Linked DNA regions of Mus musculus: region 2 is linked to region 1. The links are chromatin loops, found by intact Hi-C in ENCODE. Cell type or tissue: left cerebral cortex. All regions are shown on one strand.

What was found. Hi-C counts contacts between places; a loop is a spot of excess contacts. Peaks named below come from ENCODE experiments on the same cell type or tissue, not always from the same donor. Only the 100,000 strongest peaks of a DNase experiment are listed, where the experiment ranks them.
Region 2: a loop joins it to region 1, with 2.3 times the contacts of the local background. A loop is called at or near these places in 4 of 42 quality-filtered maps.

The regions. Positions count from the first base shown.
Region 1 is chr16:10,625,506-10,630,505 of GRCm38, forward strand. It overlaps Clec16a (C-type lectin domain family 16, member A), which reads left to right. Exons shown (of 23, transcript NM_001204229.1): 13 at 1,874-1,996; 14 at 4,540-4,649. Among named protein-coding and RNA genes, the nearest start is that of Gm52264, 30 kb to the right of the region's middle. In left cerebral cortex, a CTCF peak has its summit at 2,709 (motif pointing right); DNase peaks (open chromatin) are centred at 283, 906, 1,947, 2,500 and 1 more place; H3K27ac peaks cover 2,824 bases.
Region 2 is chr16:10,568,913-10,573,912 of GRCm38, forward strand. Clec16a (C-type lectin domain family 16, member A) reads left to right here. Exons shown (of 23, transcript NM_001204229.1): 5 at 2,582-2,687; 6 at 4,388-4,511. Among named protein-coding and RNA genes, the nearest start is that of Clec16a, 26 kb to the left of the region's middle. In left cerebral cortex, CTCF peaks have their summits at 1,977 (motif pointing right) and 3,073 (motif pointing right); DNase peaks (open chromatin) are centred at 716, 1,157, 1,989, 3,106 and 1 more place.

The DNA of each region.
Region 1 (5,000 bases):
AGATTGACGCCGCTCGGGGAGTGAAGGCCAAAAATATTGGGTTGTGATTTGATTTTTGCCCTAGGAACCAGAGTTCTTCCAAGTCAGACACTTGGCATCAAGATGCAGAATCCACAAGTTCAGCCTCAAAGCAGTTCTGTGGGTGTGAGAGAGCCCTACAGAACACCAATCCTTAGGCCATTTCTTCCTTTCCATGTCATTTCAACAAAACAGAACACTGCTTTATAGCACCAGCATGTGCACAGTTTCTCTGGGAACCCAGCAGTGCCACCTCCACTGTCTTACCAAGATTCTAGATGAAACACCACCTGGTACTCAAGGGTTCTGAGAAGCGCCACCTCCCTAACTGGGATAACAGGAAAAGCTAAGCTTCAGGCATAAACAGTCCACAGGGGTCTCTGTACTTGGGTCAAGCACTGTGTTTATTTCTGCAAGTATTTCTCAAGCACCACATCAGAGGAAAGGATGGGAGTTCACAGTGTCTTGCCCCGGGCCCCAATCATTGTGGCAGCACTGGCAGGTCTTCCTGCCATCTCAGCTCCTGGCACCTCTTCAGGAAAAATATTATCATGGCCTCTGATTACAGACTTGCCCATTCCCTTTCCTTATCCACCCTCCATCCCACCCTTTCTTTTGTCTCTTATTACATACTATTTCTTTCCCTGGGGTGGGGGGTATTCCTTTGTATCTTGGTGATAGATATGCTTTATTGGTTTCACTTTTTGTCCACCTGCCTAGGCTAAAGGTTTGAGTCATCCTCTCTTTGTTGATCTACTCCTCAGGAGGAGGGCTGGCATCTGCCCCACTCAGCTCAGAGCCTGCCGCTATCATAGTGTGTTGGGCATCCCACTTAGCTCTTTGCTTTCATCAGTGAGAGCTTAAGGCTATGATTGTTGGGGCCTCATACATCTCAGCTCTGTTCCTTGGTCTGTGTCTGCATGGAGAAGAAAGGGCTGTCCTTACATGCACAGACTTGGCAGAGAATGGCAGTGAGTTGCTTTGGTGAAAGCTGCTTCTTTTCTACTTCTGCCTCATCTGTCAGAGGTGCCACCATTGGCTCCAGGGCCATTCTCTTCACTGCTAAGTGCCCGACAGCCCTTGTTTCTAATAGAGACACAGTAGGCCTTGAGCCACAGTGAGTTCAGTCAACAGTCATTGGCTAGAATGTGAGAACACTGTCCTATATGGCTTTCATAGTTACTGTTAGTTTTCACACCAGGTTGATGTCCTATTTACAAATAGCAATAGCAAATAAATGTTTTGTATAATAGTGTGTTTGTGTGTGTGTGTGTGTGTGTGTGTGTGTGTGTGTGTTTATTCATGTGGGTTTAGAGGTGTGTTGCGTGTATGTGTGTATTCGTATGGGCTTAGGGTGTGTGTGTACATGTGTGTATTCATGTGGGTTTATTAGGTATGTGTGCATGTGCATGTGTTTGGAGGCTAGAGGCAAACCTTGGGTGTTCCAGGTACCATCCCCCCTGCTTTTTGTGACAAAGTCTCTCACTGGCCTAGAGCTCACTGATTTGGGCTAAGCTGTCTGGCCAGTGAGCCAGGATCTTCTTAGTGCTAGAATTACAGCATGTACCACATACTGTCCATGGCATCTGAGGATTGAACTCAGCCCTCATACTTGTGCAGCAAGCATTTACCAACAGAGGCATCTCCCCACCATTGGAACATGTATGTTGTGATATATCTATGCACGCTCAGTGTACACAGAACCCAGACAGAAGCTAAACCAAGGCAGTGGCCATGCCAGATGTCACTGAAAAGTAACATGGTGGCAGTGGCTGCAGACCCCATCTTCAAAGAACTTTTATCTTCCCACTGAGCAGCTTTACCAAGGACCATTTTTCTTCTTTCTCCATTTCAGGCATGGATCCTGAAAAACTAAAACGAATTCAGCTCCCAGTGCCAAGTGAAGCTGAGAAAACCACCTACAACCATCTGCTGGCCGAGAGGCTCATCAGGATCATGAACAATGCTGCTCAGCCAGGTACTCCTGTCTTGGGGTATGCGAGGGAACAGATTCCTAGCCAGGCACAGAAGCTGTAGGTCCCAGATCTGCTCTTTTTGAGAAGCTGGAAAACTCTCAGCTTTTCCTTTCCCCTAGGCACCAACATCTGCCTTCTGTTGCGGGCAGGACTCGGTCTCTGGAGCTGTGTGCACCCTCAGGTGCAATCACACCTCTCTTCTCCCTCTTGACCAGCCTTTCTTTTCTTTCATCGTGGCTGGGACCCTCCTTTACTCGGGAGTCTGAGGCCATATTGTGGGGATGAACTAGGCTGGGAATCTGGGTGAATCAACAGGTTTGAAGGTCAGGTGAGGATACACTCTTTTTTTTTTTTTTTTTTTTTTTGAGGAAACATTCTTGTGCCCATTGTCTCCAGTGGTTTGGCCCAGCACCCATCTGTAGCCAGCCACTGAGGTGATGATAGCAGTGGGATGAAGCTGTGGGCCTAGGCTTTCCCAGCTGCAGTAAGGACTATTTTTACTCCAGGAGATATGTGACTATGACTAGAGACACTTTGAACAGAATGACTAATAATGTTCCTGGTCTAGTGCTAAGCACCTCAAGTTGCCCAGGACCTCTACAGGTTAGAGTTATCTGGCTTGGAATGTCAACGGTTGCATAGTAGCATTGAGGGAACTGTGTGGTCAGTGGTCAAGGATAGGGTCAGCTCTGGCTAGAACTTGTGAAGGCAGGAACTTGATGGCCAGCAGAGGGAGTGGAACTGCTCTGGAGAGGCACATAACCTCCAAGTGGAGAGGGAGAGGAGGTCTGGAGTGGATAGATTGGCCTGCAGGAATGAGCAGAGACCAATTTTCCCTGGGCTTTTATCATGCTAAACAGAACCTGCTTTGCACGTTTATAGCTTTGGCATTTGTAAGCACAAAATTTTCTCCTCTGTTTCAACCTTGGAACATTAGCGAATCAGCGGGCTGTTGTCTTGGGTGTGTCCCTGCTTGGGCCTCAGTATCTTAGAACTCAGGGACAAAGCCCAAAGACTCTCTGTTCCCTCATTCTCCTACTACACTTCCACCTTTCCTTAGAAATAAAATGCAAAGGGCTGGAGAGATGGCACAGTGGTTAAGAGCACTGACTGTTCTTCCAGAAGTCCTGAGTTCAATTCCTAGCAACCATATCGTGGCTCACAACCATCTGTAATGGGATCTGATGCCCTCTTCTGGTGTGTCTGAAGACAGTTATAGTATACTCGCATACATAAAATAAATAATAAAAAAGGAAGGAAGGAAGGAAGGAAGAAAGAAAGGAAGGAAGGACAAATAAGACAAATAAGACAGTTTGCTTAATAGTAGTTGGCCTTAGGTTAAGCAATAAGTATCTTCCCTAGGAGAAAGGAGATGGCTTCCAGTAGCAAGCAGTTACCTTTCCAATGCAGAAAGTAGCAGAGACCCAAAAGCATTATTAAGCCAGCGCCCACCCCACCCCCACTGCCCTAACAGATTTCATAAGTCAGCCATTGTGTTTGTGTTTGCTTATCAGTTTCTGCTTATATAGTTTAAGCTAGTCTGGATTGGCTTTCTGTTAACTGTGACCAAATTGTGATAAGCTTCGTGCTGTACTAGCCAGCACCCAGGCCTGGAGCCAGGTGCTGTGTAAAGTCCCAGGAAGAAATCTCTACAGACACCCAGTGTGGTCAGCCCCGTGGGAAGGAGAGTTTGGAGCCCCTTTCTGGACACCTTCCAAAGACTGGTGATGTCAGCAAGGGTGGGGTGGCTAGTGCTGGCTGTCAGGCCCGCTCATTCAGGCCCCAGAGTTGTTCCTGGACTTCTGCCATACTGTAGAACTGAGCCTCACTGGTTCTGCTGGGCCCCTTTGCTGTTGTTTCCTGATCAGGAACAAGGGTGGGAACACCTAGTACTCAGAAGTATAGGTGCTGAATGAAAAATGAAATAAGAGGAGGGTCTGACGACTCCTGAGAGTGCAGACGAGTCCTGTAGAGATAAGGGAGATAACTGAGAAGTAGGCAGAGGGAAGAGACCAGGCTGGGCATGGCCAGCAGACTGAAGTGGACCATGAGAGTAGAGAGCAAGCGAGGTAGTCTGGCCAAGAGACTAGTGTATGGCTGAGGTATATAGGCTGGGAAAAGGGAAATGGAACCCAGCCCCTGAGAGGGAAAAGTTTAGGGTAGTGGGTTGTATAAGAAGTGCTGAGTTTCAGATTTAGCAGGTGAGAGGGCCCAATTCTAAGTCACATGACCCACAGTGGGTCTTACAGAACTTGCTGTTCTATTTCCTCACCTGGAAGAAGAAAACTGTTCTGGACAGGCACAGCTGCAGCACAGCCTCCCGCCTTCCCTTGCTCACACCCGACAAAGGGACCCATAACTTACTAGGAAGGGGATTGATATGAAATGGTCCCACCCCCACTCCCATCCCCCATCCCCAAAGTGAGAGGCTTTGGATGATAGGCCACCAGGTGGTGGTTAACCTCAAAGAAGGAAAATAAGGCCTTGTGTTTGGGGTGCACACTGGGCTTTGTGGGTACTGGGCTGATTCTGCTGTGCTCTACAGATGGCAGGATCCGGTTGGCTACACTGGAGCTGAGCTGCCTGCTCCTGAAGCAGCAAGTACTGACCAGCTCTGGCTGTGTCATCAAGGATGTGCACCTGGCCTGTTTGGAGGTGAGGCCATGCCTTCCCCTGCCCTTCCTGTACTGTCGTCCCTCAGCTGAGGAGATCAGCCATGAGGTTCTTGGCACTGCCTGGTCTGGACATCCCTAGCTTAGCTCAGAGAAGCTAGGCCTGAGATACCTGGTACCCCCACCCCACCCCACCCACAGTCCTGCTGAAGCCCACTTGTCCGGAGGTGCCTCCCTCCATCCAGACCACTGGAAGATTCCCAGATTCTTGCATTGTAGTGGCTAATTTTGGAGTAATCTGCTTCTGGGTTAGCCCTGGGAGTTTTCAAATGTTCCTTTTGTGTGACAAAAGCTTTTATACATGTAAAAACATATATCTACCTACAGAGTGTAT
Region 2 (5,000 bases), 57 kb before region 1:
AGGTGAGTGCTGGGACTGGCATTCTGGTCCTCAGAACTGGTTAGGAGGCGTTTTCAACCGCTGAATCCCACAAACTTTTTTCTTTTTTCTTCTTTTCCTTTTGATTTTTGAGACAGGGTTTCTCTGTGTAACCTCTGCTGTCTAGGCACTCATGCTGTAGACCAGGCTGGCCTCAAACTCATGGAGAACCACCTGCCCCTGTTCCCGAGTGCTGGGACTAAAGGTGTGCACCACCACACCTGACACAAACTTTTTTCTTTAATTGAACAAATTTTCTTGCTATTTTAATGTAAACTTCAGGTTAACTTGGCAGGGAGGAAAATGTCCAGAGGTTACCTTGTTGGAAACAGCAGAAACTCCATTTAGGTACAGCTTTTCTGCTCCTTGCAGTGTGACAAGAGAACTTCCAGGCCTCTCTGAGCCCCCTCCTTTGAGAAATGAGGTGAAACTATATACCTGGCTCTGGGTTTCAGGGACTCACTAGATGAGATTCCATCTTCAGAGTTGTGAGAAGTGATAAACTGGCACAGCTGTCCTTGAGGGGTCAGGTCCCTCACAGTCCTGGGAGAGCTACTCTTATAGCGCCAAGGAGCTTGAGATTAAGGTCAGTTTAGCTCACATGCTTAAAGTACAAATGGCAGCTGCGCTCTGCCTCACTGTAGGAAGGGCCCAGGGTTTTCCAGCTTCCTGCTCAGTAACTGCAGCTGGCATCTGCTCAAGGCTTGGTTCCATGTGGCCGTGTGATTGCCGATGCTCCAGATATCACTCAATCACATGCTGTTGTCAGAATTTCTGATACCATTTCCTCTCTCGTATCCCTTCTGAGAGAACTTTCTCAGAAAAGTCTGAGAATTCGCCCTCAGACTTCTCCCCATGTCCCACTGATTAGAGTTGCACCAGTCTCTTCAGTGTGTTGGACTTCAGGCTTGGCTGACTAGAGCTATTTTACTCAGTGCCCCAAGAGGCTGATGTCCTCTGGAGGCTGGAATGTGGCTGGAGGGTCTGCTTCACTGTCGTGGTGGTTAGCTGAATCTGGTTGTGCGTGGGAGACCACAGCTCCTGTTCAGGGGCCTCTTCCCAGGGCTGACCAGCATCCTTCCAGCCAACTTCCCTAGAGTGAGTCACCCAGCAGACCACGGTAAGCAGTGATGCCATCCATGCCAGCCTCGTGCCACTCACACTCACTCACTCACATACACTTACTCCTAGCATACTCTTTGGTCACACAGGCATGATCTGCCTCTGTGGGCGGATCCAGCATGAGTGTGACACAGGTGGTGAACATGTTTGGGGACTGCCTTGGAAGCTAGATGTCATACAGCCAGCTGCATGTCATTTGTGTGGCAGATATCACCTGAGTGGTTGTCCCACATGCTCAAAGCCTGTTTTTGAAGTCAGACCACAATCCCAAACTTTCTGAGTTTGGGCAAAAACCATCAACTCTTGTTGTATGGCAACAGTGAACCTTGATTTTCATGATTCATTAGTCTCTCAGAAGAAAATGCTAGCCAAGGGCCAAAAACATGAATGCACTTGAGAAAATAACATGATAGACTCCTGTCCCTGCCACATAGTAGGTGCTTGATAAACATGTCCAGGGAACAGCTTTCACCCAAAGGCTCTCCCATGTGGAAGAAAACCCAGACCAGAGTGAGGGACAGAGTATTTTTTGCTCAGGTGCCTTCTGAGTCGTAGTGGGAGGGCAGAAGTCATGGGTCTGGAAGAGCTGGACATCCCAGAAGCCTTGAGGATTTTTTGGTTTTTGTCTGTGTTTGTCTGAGCCAGATTAGTAGTTTCCACTTTTTAGATTCATACTTGATTGCTGGTCCTCAAAATGGAATTGCCCTTATAATTGCCCTGTTGTTATTTTGTGTATCCTGCTCCATTCCAGGAAGGGCTAGCTTAGAGGATCTCTGTCTACCATCCCCTCTCCTGAGCCACTCACACAGACTGGGTCCCTGAACGATATAGGAACATTGGCCACAGGAGGACAGCAAAGTACACTGCCAGGGCATTTTTGCTCCATCCTCTCAGGCTAAGGCAGTGTGAGTCTTGTTCTGAACCATTTAATTGTTTCTCTTTGTCCCCTTTTAACAGCAGAAGACTCCTAAGACCCTCTGCCTCCCTGATAATGCTACACTTTTAGTATTTCCAAATGGAGAATGGTATAACAGCCAAGACATGCTTGAACCTACTCCAACTTGGTCTTTAATCAACCAGGTCTGACGTAAATAACTAGCACTATTCTCCATGCACTGTAGATGCCAAGGACTAGGCAGAGCACTGGACCAGAAATGACCTCATTTCGTCCCAGAGGCCAGAGAGTGTGTGCTAGTACCCCAGTTTTATAGGTGAAGAAGTGGACTCAGAAATACCTCCTCATACAGCTGAACATGTAGGCCAGGTCAGACATTCTGTGTACATTTTCTCTTCCCTGGCTTCCTCACCTCCCATCATGGTGACATCTGGTGTGTTTTACTTTGGTTTTGTTCTGTTTTATCACAGTCTGACACATTTCAGAAAGCTTTGGGAGCAGGTCTGTCTTTGGATTTGTAACTTTTGGAACCATTTTTTGTTTTAGCACACCAATGACTTTGCCCTGTACACAGAAGCCATCAAGTTCTTCAATCATCCCGAAAGCATGGTTCGAATTGCCGTGAGAACCATCACTTTGAATGTCTACAAAGGTAAGTTTCCTCGTGCACTTGGGCTTCAGGTCGTAAGCCAAGTGCTGGCTCCCAAGCTCACAAACACAGTTCCAAGTTACTGGAGACCTTGCCTAGTATGAGCAGTGGCTGCTTGTCTGACAGAGATTTGCAGGCATATCACTGTTCCTTGTGGAAATCTTTGAGCTGTATACTCTAGCATTGTTCCCTGCTGCTGCCCCACCTTAGTCTATCCCAAGAAGTCTTTGAGGGGTTGGAGTGGCCATAAGCTAATTAGATAAAGCAAAACTGTCTTGAAAATTTTAGCTTTAAATTTTTGTGTTTTGGCTTATAAAATACGCTGTTACAGTTATTTGTTTTATAGTTTATCTTTAAATATGCATGAGAGCATTTCACATCACAAGCAGCAGGAGGCAGTATTGTATTCCCAGCCAGCCACCAAGGCCAGTATTAACAACAGTCCTTCCTTTCTCTCAGATGTATGTAATGCTCCATCCTGTGTCCAGTGGAGAGTCTTTCCACAAGGCCTGCCGGTGCTGGCACACAGGCTGCCTGCCTGCCTGCAAGGTTTTGGAGCTGGAACTGGCCCTCTTAAGACAATTCCTAAAGGCTAATTAATTTCCTTGTGGAAACCACAGTGAAGCTGGGCCTCTAGTTTCTTGGCCATTCAAGGGCTTTGACTTTCATGAGTCAAGGTGGTATTACTTGAGATGCAATACCAGTTGAGGGCCAGGGAAGGTCACCTTAAATTTAATTTAAGAGCTTTTTCTCAGAGCCTAATTTGGTCCAGCCAGAGATTGCAAAATGAGAGCCTGTAGACACAAACCATCCCTCAGACACATTTCAGTTGGCTCAGATGGAAAAAAAAATATACAGAACATCCAGGAATACCTTGTCTCTAAAAAGAAAGTGTGCGTGTGTGTTTGCTTTAAAATATAAAAATTTGGAGTTTTTACACTGTGCATTTCTGACTTGAAGATGTGCATTTGGGTATTCAGGGCCCACACTCCCATGGGGAATTAAGTGGTCAAAGGCTGAGAAGCAATCGTTGCTAGGGCTCCAACCCCCTAATTTGCTCTCCCAGCCTTCAGACTTGGTTCGCTGTGCAGCCATTGACCTGGCAGACTTCTGAGTTTGCAGCCTTGGCCATGCATAGTTGGTTCCACTGTCCTATGCTCTGTTTTCTCTTGCTCTCTTCTAACTGTGTCTTTTGGTTTAGATGCCTCCTGACTAGGCTTTGTCCTTCTGGGCCGCTGTCTCACCTTCCCAGTTCCTAACCCTGTTAACTGTTGTCTGTTTTTGCCTTTCCTCCAATGCCGATTCCTGTTCCTTATTCCAGTGTCATGTAAGTTATTAACCTCTGGTTTTCCTCTTTCTGAGCTTGCCTTACAAGTAAATGCAGGAGAGTTGGTTTGAGAGTGCTGCGTTCTCAGTTTAGTCAGGCCTTGCCCTTGCTGATGTACAGGCTCTCCAGTGCACTGAGTGTCCCTCCCTCAGTTATAACAGTAATGACTAAGTGTGTTAGTTGAGAGAAGAGCACCAGCACAGCTTTGTGTGATAACTAAGATAAATATTTCCAAGTATTTTCAGGAAAGACAGAGTCTCAGATGGTAGCAAGGTTTTTCATGGTGATTTTTGGTTTGTTTGGGTGTTTTGTTTTGTTAAACTGTCCTTGAATTATTTTGGTGGCTTACTATCTCTTCTTTTGTGCGTCCTCTTAGTGGATAACCAGGCCATGCTGCACTACATCAGAGACAAAACCGCTGTCCCGTACTTCTCCAATTTGGTCTGGTTCATTGGGAGCCATGTGATCGAACTTGACAACTGTGTGCAGACAGATGAGGAGTAAGTAGTGTTCCAGCCGTCTCATTGGAGAACAGGGTGCTGAGGATGTGTGTTTCCACCAAGCAAAAGTAGAGAGGAGAGCAGCACTTGTGTCTACGCAGGCAGTCAGGACTCCAGGCTGCAGAAGGCTCTGCTTCCCTGTTTGGGGTGGTGGGAAGTTGGAATTTTCCCATGTGCCTCCGTATGGGCACTGGAGCAACACTGCCTCTAGCTGGGGCTGTGAGGCTGCTGATCAGAAAATGAGGGTGTGTGAATCACCAAAATGTAGTGCATGGGTGACTTGTTAAAGCCCTTGCCTCACAAACCTAAGGACCTGAGTTCTATCCCTGGAAACGACATGGAAGTGCAGGGTCCAGTGATTGAAAAGGCAAGTCTCTGGAGCTTTTCGGCCAGCTAGTTTACTTGGTAAGTTCCAGACCAGTGAGATACTCTGTCTTTCACAAAAGACAGCACACACAAGCACCACACACAAACACATGCACATATACT